Linked DNA regions of Homo sapiens: region 2 is linked to region 1. A link is an interaction called in ENCODE POLR2A ChIA-PET data of the cell type or tissue named here. Cell type or tissue: GM12878. All regions are shown on one strand. Each heading gives the region's core, and the rest is flanking DNA. Links, peaks and the distances in the headings are about the cores only. Region 1 holds the start of ZDBF2 (zinc finger DBF-type containing 2). Region 2 has its middle 79 kb from the start of ZDBF2.

Evidence for each region. ChIA-PET counts read pairs that join two places held together with the same protein. Peaks named below come from ENCODE experiments on the same cell type or tissue, not always from the same donor. Only the 100,000 strongest peaks of a DNase experiment are listed, where the experiment ranks them.
Region 2: POLR2A ChIA-PET joins it to region 1 with 10 read pairs; 2 of 35 experiments call an interaction of 5 or more read pairs at or near these places.

Annotation. Positions count from the first base shown.
Region 1 is chr2:206,272,047-206,280,381 of GRCh38, forward strand. It overlaps ZDBF2 (zinc finger DBF-type containing 2), which reads left to right and starts at 2,617. Exons shown (of 5, transcript NM_020923.3): 1 at 2,617-2,900; 2 at 7,494-7,546. RefSeq lists silencers at 2,512-2,571, 2,852-3,311 and an enhancer at 2,975-3,474. In GM12878, for the core only: no CTCF peak of the experiment used is centred there; a DNase peak (open chromatin) is centred at 3,605; H3K4me3 peaks cover 3,326 bases; H3K27ac peaks cover 2,852 bases.
Region 2 is chr2:206,349,783-206,358,117 of GRCh38, forward strand. No RefSeq gene overlaps it. Among named protein-coding and RNA genes, the nearest start is that of ZDBF2, 79 kb to the left of the region's middle. In GM12878, for the core only: no CTCF peak of the experiment used is centred there; a DNase peak (open chromatin) is centred at 4,549.

The DNA.
Region 1 (8,335 bases), core at 331-8,330:
ATTCGGAACTCAACTTTCATTTTATTTATTTTTTTAATTAATTAATTTATTTATTTATTTTGAGACGAAGTCTCACTCTGTTACCCAGGCTGGAGTGCAGTGGCACGGTCTCAGCTCACTGCAACCTCCGCCTCCCAAGTTCAAGTGATTCTCCTGCCTCAGCCTCCCCAGTAGCTGGGATTACAGGCATGTACCACCATGCCTGGCTAATTTTTGTGTTTTTTTTTAGTAGAGATGGAGTTTCGCCATGTTGGCCAGGCTGGTCTCAAACTCCTGACCTCAGGTGATCCGCCCACCTCGCGCTCCCAAAGTGCTGGGATTACAGGCGTGAGCCACCGCGCCAAGCCCAGAGCTCAACTTTTATGAATCACTTTTTGAATCAGTTGTCCATGGCTGTAGCTTTCCACCAAAAGTGTTGGTGATGCATCTAACTTTAAGAATGCTCCAGCTGGGCACAGTTACAGCTCATATCTGTAATCTCAGCACTTTGGGAGGTGAATGTGGGAGGATCCCTTGAAGCCAGGAGTTCGAGACCAGCCTGGGCAAAAAAGTGAGAACCCCCATCTCTACAAAAAGTAAAAAAATTAGCCAGGCATGGTGGCACACGCCTGTGGTCCCAGCCACTTTGGAGACTAAGGCAAGAAGATCGCTTGAGCTTGGGAGGTCAAGGCTGCAGTGAGCCGTGTTTGCGCCACTGAACTCCAGCCTGGGTGACAGAAGGAGACCCTGTCTCAAAACAAAAACAAAAACAAAAACAAAAAACAGAGAGGGAGAGAAAGGAAGGAAGAATGCTGCACTATTGTATGCAGGATTTTCTTCCAAGCAGCTGATCTTATTCTGCAAGTTTTGATGCTGGCACCTTCTTGATCTCACCTGAATATGTCAATTTTGTGTTTTCACGCAAAACATTCAGGACTTGTTTTCCTCCTTCAATGGTGTTATTGAATAAAAGCTGTAGGGGTTGTAACTGACTAATCAGGCTATCAAGAATAATATCGAAGTTATTTCATTTTTGGGGGGTGCAAGTAGGCTTAGTATTTAACTGTTCATATATGGGTTCCCAAAATCCATCAAGAATGAATGTACTTGGTAAGTAACTCAGGGCTCCCAGAAGACTACTAGTTCTTAGCCAGTCCCATCTCTTTCTTTTCTAAATGCTGGGGAAATCTCTTTTTGGTCCTAGGAAAATCTTCTCCAGGCAAATCTTCCCTCTTTCCCTAGGAAAATCTCTCTCCAAGTTTGAGTGACTTTTGTCTGTTAATTCCCTTCCTCCTAGGGTTATGGGTTTTATTAAACAATGCACTTATCTCAGTTGAAATGAGGACAACCTGCACAGCAACATCCACGTTGTAATACGTGGAGGTAATGACAACCAGGTCTGTACTGCCACCCGGTCAACGAGAGTTTATAAGATGCATCTTGATTTCACAGATGTTAAAATGTGGGGAAAAACATGGCTTAGCATCTGTGAAATACATAATGTCATGGTGCTTCGATCAATGTATAGTGGATTTTCTATAATTCCAAAGTTGGGATGTGGAAAAAACTTGCCTTAAAAGAAATCCGTACTTTTTGGTATGTTAAATCTAAGGGAGGTTATAAATCGAACAGTTGCAGGAGCCCAACTTTAAAGTGAGAGAAAGATGTAGTGGGGGAAGAAGGAGCTGAGAAATACAGAAAGAATAAAAACAATGGACGCAAAAGCAATAGGCAAGTTTTTTTGTTGTTGTTCTTTAAAGGGACAAAATCACAAGCTTACTAAAAAGGGTAACGACAATTACAGCTACAGCCAAAGAGCAAAGTAGCTCATTTTAAGATTATTTTTACATTAGACATAAGCTTTGCAACAGGGCCTCTCTCCATTTTAGTAAAATTGGTTTAGGTGTTTCAGAACCTTCTTATCGCAGATTATAATTTCATATTCAGTAGTGTGATTCATTTAGGTTTGTGATCTCCGTTACACTTAAACTGTTTTTGCTCACAACTATATTCGTAATGGGGTAGCGCAGTGAATATAATTGCATGACCTAATGTTGTTTGTTAATATTTGTAACCCTTTAATGTGCAGGATAGATCTTTGAATACCTAACTTCCTTAAGCCTCAGTTTTCTCAATTTGTCAAAGGGGGACAATAATAGGATTCATTCAGAGTTACTCTGAAATGAAATGCAATAATGTATAGAAACCTTAAACGGTGCCTAGCACAGAGCAAGCGCTCATTGAACAGCAGCTTTTGTGAGATGCACCTCACTATGAAATAGGCATGGAAACGGAAACGACTAGCTCTCTTAGCCCCGTTTTCTTTTCTACATTCATACGTTGCTTTGAATTGGCAAGCAGTTTTTATTTGGACCCTCAAACGCTAAAACCTTGGTCTCTACTTCGCGTCCCAACTGTGCTTATGAGTCTAGTCATTTTTGTTGGAACGCGATAGATTTCCCAAGCTCCGGAGTGGGGCCCTGACCAGGGAGGAAGTGTCCGCTTTAAGAGCTTCTGGAGGGGAGGAAGGGGCTCCTCCGCCCGGGTGGGAGAGTGAGTGAGTGGGTGGGCGGGCAGGGGGCGGTCCCGCCGCTCCTGCGTCAGAAGGGGTCTGGTTTTCGCACCTTCCCTGACGTCAAACCTCCATCAGGGTTGCAACGCCACGTTGCCTTGGATGCCTGCGTGAGTGGAGTCGCGACTCGGGGCCCGCGTCCTGAGAGACGCGCTCCCGCGCCGCTTCTCGCCTCCGGACCGCAGGGGCCGAAGTCGCCTATTTCTGGCTCCGCGGGCAGCGGGGCCGTGGCGCTCGGACGGTCTGGGATTCGGGCGCCGCCGCGGAACCGGAATAAGAAGGGAGAGCGCCCGGCTCGGTCCTCGGTCTCCACCGCGGCCCGGAAGGAATCCGGGCAGCCTCCGCGGAGGTGAGTGCCGCGGCGGGGGCGGGGCGCGGCCGGGGCGACGCCCGCGGGCGGGGCCTGCTCGCCGGGCGCCCGGGGCGCCTTCTTCCCGAGGGACGCCAGGACCGCTCGCTGGGCTCCCGCGGCCGCCTCGCAGGTCCTCGGCTTCCCCCCACCCCGCGTCCCTTTCTGCCCCTGCTGCGTGAGAGGTGTCGGCGGCTCCGGGCCGGGATCGAGGTGGCGGGGCGAGGGAAGGAGGTGGGGCGCAGGCTGCATTGCGCTTCTGTCCGGGGCCCTGGGTCAGAGGGGCCGGCGGACGAGGCCTCGGGTCCGGGCTTGGGGAGGGGGCGGTCTGCGGGGTCGGATTGAGGGCCGGGAACCCGCGGAGTCTTGCCCCTGGGCACCTGTGGGGCCGAGATCCCGAGCCACCTGTCCACACACCCCCTTCCCCCAGTGCCCTGCGTTGGGTCCAGCTGGCCCCAGACCTAGGCCTTTCCCAGCCTCGGGCGATTATAGTTTATTTGAAAACGTTTGATTTTTGTGTTAATGATTCTTTTACTACCGCCGTGCAACAGTTGTGTAAATGTGGTCGTGTTACGCCATCGTTTTTACTTGCTCCTAAGAAGGGCCTTACCAGCTCCTGCGATTATCTCACGCGATGATTCTTGGTAGCTCGTGAAAAAAATGCATAACAAGATACTGGTTCTCAAGGGACCAAAACCCCACCCCCACCTAAAGGAAATAGCTTGTTTTTGTTTTTCTTTTTTACAGCAATATGCTACGTGTGGGGAGGGGGAGGGACGATGGAGGCAGCCTGTAGCGATCTCATCCTCGAGAGAATCTGCTAACAATTTGGGGGGTATCTTTCCTTCCTTTTTAATTAATACACAAACATATATACGTGTGTTACATAAGGGGTGTTTATTTGCTTTTTTCACTTAATACGTGGAAGACCTTTTCTCTATCGTTTGAACCTAAAGCCTAGAAGGCAAGAAAGCAACTCGTTAGAGAGTTGATAAAGTATCACTGCAGTGGCCAGTGATTTGGATAGAAATAAGCTGAATTCAGGGTAAGAACTGGTTTCTATAAAATATGGTTTACTCTGCATAATAATTGGAGGCAGTGTTTTTTCAAACTGAGTTTTTTCAGCCGGTTCGTGAATGGTGAAATTAATTTAGTCATGACTAGCATTTAAAAAAAAATAAGATCGCATAAAAAAATCAGAATGCATTATATGTAATGAGAGTATTGTTTTGTGAAAAATATTTTAACTGTGCGCGTGTGCATTGTGAAATTTAGTGGGTCGTGACTAGCATTAAAAAAAGTAAGATCGCATAGAAAATATCAGACTGCATTACATGTAATGAGAGTATTGTTTTGTGAAAAATCTTTTAAGTGTGCGTATGTGCCTGTGCGTGTGTGCTCGGTTGTAATTAAAAATTTATTGGTTCCTGTGTGTCATGTTAAATAATCTTGAGAGTCGCTAATCCAAGGTACTGTCAGCACTCAAATGAGCAAGATGCAATTAAACTAGACATTAGTTTTATTTTTTCTTTGGAATAGTGGTGATGTTGATTGCAGCAAATAAGAGTCCTAATTATTTGTTTTCACCTAATATTAAAACAAGTAGTATTCCTAAAAATACAGAGAGGAAGTGTCTAAGTCGTTAAGAGGTTAAAGCATAAACTACTCAAATTGACCAGTGATCACATCTCAGTTACGCTGGTTATTGGTGTGAGACCTGCAACAAGATACCTCTTTTCTCTCAACCTCAGTTCCCTGATTTGTTAAATGGGAATTAATCATGGCAGCTACCTTATAAAGCTGTTTGTTATTTAGATGAGATAATGCACAGGAAGCTGTTGACAGAGCGCCTGGCTCAGATTAAGTACTAAGTATTAGCTATTATTATTTTATTAAGACTGAATAGAGGTGTCTAGGATAATGCTTGTCACCAGAGGAAAGCCAGCATAGCGTGGATAATCCAGAAAAGGGGAAAATTGAAAATTAGTAGTGTTGTGTGGAGGAACTGACACTGAATTAGTGTGGTCTTTTTATGCATTCGGCCATTGTTTTGTCATTGCTCCTCAATTGTTTCCCTACTGCTGGACGGAAAATTTAGATTGTCTTATTCAGAAAACCAAATGCCTTTCTATTGTCTTTCCTTATTATTATTATTTTTCAAATTAAGTTGATGTCTCTTTTGTCAGGCAGTTGAAAAATATGTTTTATGAGGATTGTGGGTTTTGTTAGTTCTTACCACACTGCCACGCCACACTCAGTTTGAGAAATACACACACGACAACTCCAGACTCATTTCAGAAATATTTTTATCCATGTTTACCTCTGCAGCTGGTGCAGATCTCAGGTGTGCAAGAAATATTTCTTTAAAAAAAAAAAAACCAAAAACAAAATGCTGTTTTATTTGTATTTTAAGACATTTCTGCCTAAGTCATCTGGGTAGCTCAGAAATCTCTGTTCACTGCCTGGGATAGGTTTATGCAATTTTAAATGTTACATAAATGAATGAAATAAGAAGGTGAACATAGTCATTTTTTAAAAATAGCATTATTATTTTTATGAAAAATAAATAGAATGCTTTGGATTCATAAAAAGGCTATATTTGCAAAGTACTTAACTGGGTATGACATTGGGGAAAAATGTTTAACATTGATGATAATTCTGCTCTCAGATTTGAAACTGCCTTCAGATTTTTGTTCTGCTTTAGAGGAACAAAAATGGAAACTCGGGTGAATTACGATGTTGTTTGTGAAAAGACATGTCTCGAAACTCTAGCTAATCTGTCCAAAAAAAAAAAAAAAAGCAACAGTCCCCATACTAAAAATACCAATGAAACAAAAAAGCCCCATTTGATCTTAAACATATATACATTTAGAAGTTTTAAGTTAAATATTAAGGTTATGTGTGCATTTAAAAAATTATCTTACTGATTGACTTTAAGAAGTTAACCCACCAACTACTGGTTCTTGTCTTGACAGGGCTTTTATCTACACTGACAAAATGAAATACTATGCAATCATTAAACATTCTATTTTATTTTACTCTATTTTCTCCTATTTTATGATAGCATTTTATAATGGTATATGAAGGTGCTCATTATATGTGGTTCAGTGAGAGAGGGTGGCTATAGAATAGAATGTACTGTACCTTCCCATTTTTGTAAAAATATGTTTAGAACAAAGACGAATACGATACATGTTAATGGTGGGTAGATTATGGCTGATTTTTATGCTCTTTATTTTTATAATTGTACTATTATAAATGCTTTACTTTTGTAATAAAAATTAATAAAAGTCATTTTTTAAAGAAAAATTAAATGTGTATTTTCTTATTTTGTAAGCATACATGACTATGCTTTAAGGGATACTGACTCTTAACTTGGAGATTTCGGGAATTAAGTAATTCTCCAGTATTTTAGGAAATGGTGCTGAGTAGTTAATAGTTATATCCCTTACGCTTTGAAAAGCTCCTTTGAGTAGGAGAGAATCATTTTTCCAGAATTTTCTTAAAGCACCCTCAAGAATACCTCTTTCCAAAAAAACTTCCACAGTGCCTAAAGATACGGTCTAAATTCTTTAGTATGCTTTTGAATACTACCATGTCAAAATCCAATCTACTTGCCCTGGTTTATTGCCCCTTAAATTCTCAAATGAAACCTTAGATTCAGCTGAATTTATTAATTTACTATCTCCAAATGTACTTTGTATTTTCTTACTTTCGTACCTTTGCTTGTTGTATCATTTCCCAACCTTTGAGTGAGTAAATCCTACCCATTTTCCAGTATCTGGTTAAAAAACCGTATCCACAGTGGCATCCCTCGCCGCTCTAGCTAAAACTGAACTTTGCGTTGAACTCATTAGCATTTATTATTTTTGCTGAGGCATTTCTTAGGCAGCACCTCATTCTTTGGCTTTAATTTCCCAATTTCATTTTAAATTTTTTGAGGGTAAGAAAACTTGTCTCATATTTGTCTCTATCCCTTAAAGTTTCTAGCATGGAACTCTGTGCTGAGTGGGTGCTTAATAGTTATTCTTTGATTATACCGTGGTGTCACTGGCTCTCTTGAGCCTATGTGTTGGAATTTTTTCTTAACCAGTGATCCTGGATAAGGAGCAGCACTTTGCCTACAACAATGCGGAGGAATAAAAAACATGCTTCTGCTTAATAGTGTATTGATATAGATAGGTGTTAAAAGAATTGACAGTATTTTTCATTAAAGCTAACGTGGTACCTGAGCCTCGGGAAGTTTCTCATGAAGCTCATTTTGGGTTTGACAGCATTTTTGCTCTCAACTTTACCAGAGGCACAATTGAGCCTTATAGTCTTTTACAGCTACTGTTCCAGGAACCTAGAGACCTGCAGTGTTTGATGGTGGGTTAGATGGGCCATCACAGTCACTGCGCCAGAACTTTAGGAGGTCATGTGTGAGATTCAGTGAGTCATAGTATGTAAAGTGCTTTGTACTCCAAAGTTAATATTTTTTCTTATATTATTGGAAACATGTCACCGTTCACAATATATCTGGATGTATTTATTTGGTCAATGGTAGACACTTATGGGACCTCTTCTAAAAAATGATTTTATTTTAATTTACAGATACTTGCCAGAACTAATACAGCTGATGAAATACCTGACCTTTTCTGCTCCAGGTAAATAATTTTTTACTTTATAAAAATATCAGGTTCTAGGAGAATTCAGAGTTTGTATAAAAATACCTATTTAGGCATGCAAAGTAATATAAATCCAGACCCTAAAGAAATGATCCCTTTAATAAATAAGTTTTATTAGTTTATAAAAAATAATGACTTATGTTATTGAGTCAACTTACAGCAGAATCACCTTGAGCATTTTATTTTATTCTATTTTATTTTATTTTTTCGAGACAAAGCCTCGCTCTGTCACCCAGGCTGGAGTGCAGTGGTGTGACCTCGGCATGCTGCAGCCTCCACCTCCTGGGTTCAAACGATTCTATTGCCTCAGCCTCCCGAGTAGCTGGGACTATAGGCATCTGCCACCACACCCAGCTAGTTTTTGTATTTTTAGTAGTGACAGGTTTTTGCCATGTTGGCCAGGCTGTTCTCAAACTCCTAACCGCAGGCGATCCACCTGCCTCGGCCTCCCAAAGTGCTGGGATTACAGGCATGAGCCACCATGCCCAGCTGCCTTGAGCATTTTAAATATGCTTTATAACGTATGTCCTGGGTTCCCTTGACCACTGGGATTTTGATTTGCTAAGTTTCTGATGGGGTCCTGGCATGTTAATTTTTAAAAATGCCAACACATGCTTCTGGTTTATTGTAACTCACTGTCATTAAGGCACTAGAGATGACGGAAGTGGCAGGTGATAATGCCACAGGAGTTAAGGGCCATAGGGTTAAAGACCAAAAATATTTAAGTATTTACATTTTGTGTGTATGTGATATTAGATTAATGGTTTA
Region 2 (8,335 bases), core at 90-8,089, 77 kb after region 1:
ATTTTCCTAAGTTTTATACTCTGCTTTCCTTTTAAATAAAAGTTCCAGTTTTAGATAATCTGTTTGTGAATGCATATGACTGAATGCTTTCAGAAACAGCCAGGACACTTCGTGAACACTTTGCTGCTTAGAAATTTCTTCCCCAGATACCCTAAATCATCTCTCTCAAGTTCAAAGTCCCACAGATCTCTAGGGCAGGGGTAAAATGCTGCCAGTCTCTTTGCTAAAGGATAGCATGAGTGACCTTTACTCCAGTTCCCATTAAGTTCCTCATTTCCATCTGAGACCACCTCAGCCTGGACTTCATTGTCCATATCACTATCAGCAGTTTGGTCAAAATCATTCAACAAGTCTCTAGGAAGTTCCAAACTTTCCCATATCTTCCTGCCTTCTTTCTGTTCTTTTTTAATACATAAGGGATTTTTTTTCTTCAACTTTTATTTTAAGTTGCAGGATACGTGTGCAGGATGTGCAGAATTGTTACATAGGTAGATGTGTGCCATGGTGGTTTGCTGTACACATCATCCCATCACCCAGGTATTAAGCCCAGTGTCCATGATCTATTCTTCCTGATGCTTTCCCTCCCACTACCCCTCCATTTTCTTCTGAGTCCTCCAAACTGTCTCAACCTCTGCCTGTTACCCAGTTCCAAAGTCATTTCCACATTTTCAGGTTATCTTTATAGCAGTGCCCCTCTCCCGGTACCAATTCTCTGTATTAGTCTGTTTTCACACACTATAAAGAACTGCCTGAGACTGGGTAATTTATAAAGGCAGGAGGTTTAATCGACTCACAGTTTTGCATGGCTGGGAGGCCTCAGGAAACTTAAAATCATGGTGGAAGGTGAAGGAGAAGGAAGTACCCTCTTCACAAGACAGCAAGAGAGAGAGCGTACAGGGGAAACTGCCACTTTTAAACCATCGGATCTAGTGAGAACTCCCTCACTATCAAAGAACAGCATGGCGGAAACCTCCCCACAATTCAATCACTTCCCACCAGGCCCCTCCCTCGATACGTGGGGATTACAATTCAAGAGGAGATTTGGGTAGGGACACAGAGCCAAACCATATCAGTTCTCAAATGTAGAAGTAATGGGGACCCTTTATTAACTGGATTTTCTCTATATATATATACATAATACATTTTAATTCTTGAAGGCCCAGTTTTAACTTGTTGGGCCATATTAACTATTTTAACTGGGGGTTCACAGTGTCACATTTTATCAAGGCAGTTTGTAACCACTATAAACTTATTTTAATTTTAATTTATCAGAGTATATATGCCCAATATAAACAGCAATGGATACTCTGACTATGGGAAATTTAGGCAAGGCTATAGTTAAAGTGAGACATACCCATTTTTTTCTTTATATTATATTTAGTTACCTTCTCAAGATCATAGGGAAGCACAGTGTTTAAATTTCATGTGATTCCCATGAATGACTATAATTTGAGCCCAGTGTTGATTAAATCCATGAAGTTTTGTCAACTGGTGTATTGTAACAAATGCTAAAGTTAAGTTAAAACCTGTGTTGTAGAAGCACAAAAGCCAACCAGACCTTTTAAAATCTTTTTGTTATATAAATTCTTTAGTATATAAGTTTTGGATTTCTAATTGGGTCAAAATATGGAACTTTGTTTACATTTAGTTATATATTATGATAGATAGATAGATAGATAGATAGATAGATAGATAGATGATAGATATGAGGTATCTATTTATTATATTCCCTCCCTCCCTTCCTCCCTTCTTCCTTTCCTCTTTTCCTCTCTCCCATCCCTTCCTTCTTCCCTTCCTTGTAGTGCCTGAGCCTCCAATTGTTTTCCCTCATTGCCAGTGAAGTGCCTTCCTGATACTTGACACTTTAAAAGTTTGGTTGAAAACCTTACTTCTTAATGTAATAAAAACTAGAACTGGGCTGGGCGGCTTATGCTTGTAATCCCAGGGAATCAGAAGGCTGATATGGGAGGCTTGCTTGAGCCTAGGAATTGGAAGCTGCAGCAAGCTATGATCATGCCACTGCACTTCAGCCTGGGTGATAGAATGAGACCCCATCTCTTAAAATACACACACACACGCACAGGCTGTAACTATTTCTTCTAGTATGTGATCACTTTGGTAGTAGTATAAATGCAATACTATAGATATATTATGGGGGTAAATAGATTTATGCAGGCTTGCTGGGGCTAACCACTATTTTTGAACAAAAGTGTGATTTTGTCGGTTAAAAAAACTGGAGTTGGTAGTAGAGGAAAGCCAGTTATAATCTGCGGAAAATCAGCTGATGAAATTACTTCTGTTCTTGAAGGTGCTGGACACTCTGTAGCTTTTGGTTTATCCTTAAATGAGACTTACTGTATGAAGCATGTGGAGCAGATTCTGCAGTAGCAGGGACAAGGCAAGAATGAGGGAGCTGGTTGTAAAAATAGTAATTTCCAATTTTTGTGGAAGTATCACATATGAAGGAACCAACTTAGACAGATACATAGAGATGAAGAAGAAGTGCATTAAAATTTATTGTGATGAAATATTATTCCATGTTTCCCTTATAGACAGATTTAATTTTTTAATCTCTAAGCAAATTTCCATGGAAGTGAAGGATAAACCAAACAAATTAGGTAAAACTACATGAAATAAGCATTTTTCTTCCTCTTCATCTTTCTTTTTCTTCCCTTCCCCTTCCTCCTCCTCTCGCCATCCTCCTCTTCTTTTTCTTCTTGGATGATTTTATCCCATTTAGTTGAGTAAATTGCTGCTGCAGTTGACAATTAGAGTTAATATAGCCAAGAGTCAGGGTTTAGGTCAATACTCTTTGTGTATTTAGGTTTATAAGGCAAGCTTAAGAACTTTAAAATAGAGATTTAAGTTCTAGTTAGTTGTAAATGGACAATTTAAAGTGATTTATAAAGATTACCTTTCTTACTCAAGGAAAAGGTAACTCTAACACTATAGCTATTTTTAGGCTCTAAAATGGTCTTGAGGGAAATTTATTCTGAGGCTGTAGGACTATCAAAAAGACGTTAAAGCTCTCTAGGATGTGAGAGAAGCAGCATGACAATTCCAAGTAGGAAAGTGAGCATGGCTTATTTTTGCAATAAGAAATGAAGTAAGGAAAGCATTTTGTTTTTTAAAAAAGAAAGCTTGAATGTAAAAAATATCTGAGCCTTTCTGTGCTTCTTTCTACTTTAATATGACATGACATATTTATGACCTTTCTGCATCATGTGTCTTTATGTGAACAGAAAACATCCTCAAGGATCCTCAGATGCTGCAGTAACCTTCAAGCAAACACAGCAGACAATATGTGATGTCTTAACTGTGGAATAGATACGTGGCAATTTAAAGGCCTTTCTTCTTTGCTGGTTGTCTGGTGACTAAGCCTACTTAAAGAAGCCTTACTTCCAGTTTTGTTTTTGTTTTTTTGTTTTGTTTTGTTTTGTTTTTTGAGATGGAGTCTTGCTTTGTTGCCCAGGCTAGAGTGCTGTGGTGTGATCTCTGCTCACTGCAACCTCTGCCTCCTGGGTTCAAGTGATTCTCCTGCCTCAGCCTCTCAAGTAGCTGGGATTACAGGTGCCCACCACCACACCTGGGGCTAATTTTTGTATTTTTAGTAGTGATGAGGTTTCACCATGTTGGCCAGGCTGGTCTCAAACTTCTGACCTCAAGTGATCTGCCCGCCTTAGCCTCCCAATGTGCTGGGATTACAGGCGTGAGCCACTGCGCCCAGCACCTTCCCTCTAGTTCTTACCAGGCCCTCACCATCTGTACCTGGACTACCATAACCCCCCACCATCTAATTAGGCCCAGACATGAAGTCAGACATAACCTTTTAAAAATCTGATCATGTCATTTTTTTGGTTTTAAAATCACCCACATCCAGTCTCATATGTTTCTGGTAAAGGTCTAAATGTACACATGTCTTTCAGAGAAAAGTGTTTGCCAATATTTATCAAGAATTTAGAAAACAAAGCCAGGCCCAGTGACACGTGACTATAGTCCCAGGTACTTGGGAGGCTGGGGCCAGAGGATCACTTGTGGCTAGGAATTGGAGCCCAGCCTGAGCAACATGATGAGATCCCATCTCAAAAACAAAACAAAACAAACCCCTACTGGTCAAAAGGTATATATATTTGTGAGACAGAATCTTACTATGTTGCTCAAGCTGGTCTCAAGCTGCTGGGCACAAGGGATCCTCTTGACTCAGCCTCCCAAACAGCTGGGATTACAGGCACATGCTACAGCACCAGTTTAGTTGTTCTACTTTTATTTGTTTATTTATTTTTATTTAAACTGATTTTATTTATTTATTTATTTGTTTTTTGAGATAGGATCTTGCTTGTTGCTCAGGCTGGAGTGCAGTAGCACAATCTTGGCTCACTTTAACCTCCATCTCCAGGGTTCAAGGGATTCTCATGCCTCAGCCACCTGAGTAGCTGGGAATACAGGAGCACGCCATCACACCCGGCTAATTTTTTAAAAAAATTATTTTTAGTAGAGATGGGGTTTCACCATATTGCCCAGGCTGGTTTCGATTTCCTGGCCTCGTGTGATCTGCCTTTGTCTGCCTCCCAAAGTGCTGAGATTACAGGCGTGAGCCACTGAGCCTGGCCTAGCAGTTCTACTTTTAAGCATCCATCCTCAGCAAGTAGCTGTAAGGAAAGTGCTGTATATGAGAGACGTTTATTGCAGCCTTATTTAAGATAATGAAAAATTGGAGGGAAACCTAATGTACACATAGAGAAATAGTTAAGTAGTCATTGTATATCTATTCAATGAAATATTCTGTAGCTACTAAAAATACTATTTTATAGCATGGGAAAGTGTTTACGCTATAATGCTAAGTAAATATATTAAAATATAAAACTGTGTTAAAATTCAAAATCACAACATACAGAAGAAGAGTTGAAGCCTTCATTTTTCTCCTCTCATCTCCATCACTTTACCCTCAGGCGAGGTAGAGAAGTAGCCTAGATGGGAGGATAATACATCCTCATATTGCCTTCTACTACTGACAAAAGCTAGTCTTTGAAATGCCCTAAGAAAATGATTTACTGTAACAGGAAAGAAAGAAGTGCTTTCAATGCTTTGATATTTCTTTAACTTTTTTTTTTTTTGACAGTCTTGCTCTGTCTCGCAGGCTGGAGTGCAGTGGAGCAATCTCAGCTCCCTGCAACCTCTGCCTCTCAGGTTCAAGTGATTCTTCTGCCTCAGCCTCCCGAGTAGCTGGTATTACAGGCGCCTGCCACAACACCAACTAGTTTTTGTATTTTTAGTAGAGACAGGCTTTCACTATGTTTGCTAGGCTGGTCTTGAACTCCTGACCTCAAGTGATCCGCCTGTTTCAGCCTCCCAAAGTGCTGGGATTACAGGCGTGAGCCACTGTGTCTGGCCTAAAAATTATTATTTTTTAATCAACATGTAATAATTGTACATATTTATGGGGACAGTGTAATATTTTGATACACATTGTGTATCATATTGATATATACAATATGTTATGATCAATTCAGGGTAATTAACATATCCGTCACCTCAAACAGTTATCATTTATTTGTATTGGAAACCATTAAAAATCCTCTTCTAGCTGTTTAAAAATATACAATAAATTGTTGTTAACTATATTCACCCTACAGTGTTATAGACTACTAGAACTTATTCCTCCTATCTAGCTGTAATATGGTATCCATTAACCAACCTCTTTTATCCTTCCTCCCTCTCTTCTTCCTAGCCTCTAGTAACCACTATTCTACTCTATACTTACACGAGAACAACTTTTTTTTTTTTTTTTTTTTTTTTTTTTTTTTTTATTGATCATTCTTGGGTGTTTCTCGCAGAGGGGGATTTGGCAGGGTCATAGGACAATAGTGGAGGGAAGGTCAGCAGATAAACAAGTGAACAAAGGTCTCTGGTTTTCCTAGGCAGAGTGTGTGTGTCCCTGGGTACTTGAGATTAGGGAATGGTGATGACTCTTAATGAGCATGCTGCCTTCAAGCATCTGTTTAACAAAGCACATCTTGCACCGCCCTTAATCCATTTAACCCTGAGTGGACACAGCACATGTTTCAGAGAGCACAGGGTTGGGGGTAAGGTCATAGATCAACAGGATCCCAAGGCAGAAGAATTTTTCTTAGTACAGAACAAAATGAAAAGTCTCCCATGTCTACTTCTTTCTACACAGACACGGCAACCATCCGATTTCTCAATCTTTTCCCCACCTTTCCCCCTTTTCTATTCCACAAAACCGCCATTGTCATCATGGCCCGTTCTCAATGAGCTGTTGGGTACACCTCCCAGACGGGGTGGTGGCCGGGCAGAGGGGCTCCTCACTTCCCAGTAGGGGCGGCCGGGCAGAGGCGCCCCTCACCTCCCGGACGGGGCGGCTGGCCGGGCAGGGGGCTGACCCCCCACCTCCCTCCCGGACGGGGCGTCTCGCCGGGTGGGGGGCTGACCCCCCCACCTCCCTCCCGGACGGGGCGGCTGGCCAGGCGGGGGGCTGACCCCCCCCACCTCCCTCCCGGACGGGGCGGCTGGCCGGGCGGGGGGCTGACTCCCCCACCTCCCTCCCGGACGGGGCGGCTGGCCGGGCAGAGGGGCTCCTCACTTCCCAGTAGGGGCGGCGGGGCAGAGGTGCCCGTCACCTCCCGGACGGGGTGGCTGGCTGGGTGGGGGGCTGACCCCCCACCTCCCTCCCGGACGGGGCGGCTGGCCGGGCCGGGGGCTGACTCCCCCACCTCCCTCCAGGACGGGGCGGCTGGCCGGGCCGGGGGCTGACCCCCCCACCTCCCTCCCGGACGGGGCGGCTGGCCGGGCAGAGGGGCTCCTCACTTCCCAGTAGGGGCGGCCGGGCAGAGGCGCCCCTCACCTCCTGGACGGGGCGGCTGGCCGGGCAGGGGGCTGACCCCCCACCTCCCTCCCGGACGGGGCGTCTCGCCGGGCGGGGGGCTGACCCCCCCACCTCCCTCCCGGACGGGGCGGCTGGCCGGGCAGAGGGGCTCCTCACTTCCCAGTAGGGGCGGCGGGGCAGAGGTGCCCCTCACCTCCCGGACGGGGTGGCTGGCTGGGTGGGGGGCTGACCCCCCACCTCCCTCCCGGACGGGGCGGCTGGCCGGGCCGGGGGCTGACTCCCCCACCTCCCTCCCGGACGGGGCGGCCGGCCGGGCTGAGGGGCTCCTCACTTCCCAGTAGGGGCGGCGGGGCAGAGGCGCCCCTCACCTCCCGGACGGGGTGGCTGCCGGGCAGAGACGCTCCTCAGTTCCCAGACAGGGTGGCAGCCGGGCGGAGGGGCTCCTCACTTCTCAGATGGGGTGGTTGCCAGGCCGAGGGTCTCCTCACTTCTCAGACGGGCGGCCGGGCAGAGACGCTCCTCACCTCCCAGATGGGGCGGCGGGGCAGAGGTGCTCCCCACATCTCAGACGATGGGCGGCAGGGCAGAGACGCTCCTCACTTCCTAGGTGGGATGGCGGCCGGGCAGAGACGCTCCTCACTTTCCAGACTGGGCAGCCAGGCAGAGGGGCTCCTCACATCCCAGACGATGGGCGGCCAGACAGAGACGCACCTCACTTCCCAGACGGGGTGGCGGCCGGGCAGAGGCTGCAATCTCGGCACTTTGGGGGGCCAAGGCAGGCGGCTGGGAGGTGGAGGTTGTAGCCGAGATCACGCCACTGCACTCCAGCCTGGGCACCATTGAGCACTGAGTTAACGAGACTCCGTCTGCAATCCCGGCACCTCGGGAGGCCGAGGCTGGCGGATCACCCGTGGTTAGGAGCTGGAGACCAGCCCGGCCAACACAGTGAAACCCCGTCTCCACCAAAAAAATACGAAAACCCGTCAGGCGTGGCGGCGCGCGCCTGCAATGGCAGGCACTTGGCAGGCTGAGGCAGGAGAATCAGGCAGGGAGGTTGCAGTGAGCCGAGATGGCAGCAGGACAGTTCAGAGGGAGACTGGGAGAGGGAGAGGGAGAGGGAGCTAATTTTTGTATTTTTAGTAGTGACAGGATTTTGCCATGTTGGTCAGGCTGGTCTCGAACTCCTGACCTCAAGTGATCCACCTGCCTTGGCCTCTCAAAGTGCTGGGATTACAGGCGTGAACTACCGCACCCGGCCTCTCATGGGGAATTTAAAAGGTTCAGTGGCTTTCCCAAAGTCACAAAGCTTGGTGACTTTGGTGACCATGGTGAAGCATGGACTTGGGAACCTGGGCAGTGTGGCTCCGGAATCCATTTCACTGCCAAGCCATATAACCACTTCTCAGCTGTCACGAGCACAACTTTTTAAGGTCCTACATATGGGTGAGAACAACTTTTTTAGCTCTTGTATATGAGTGAAGACATGTGGTA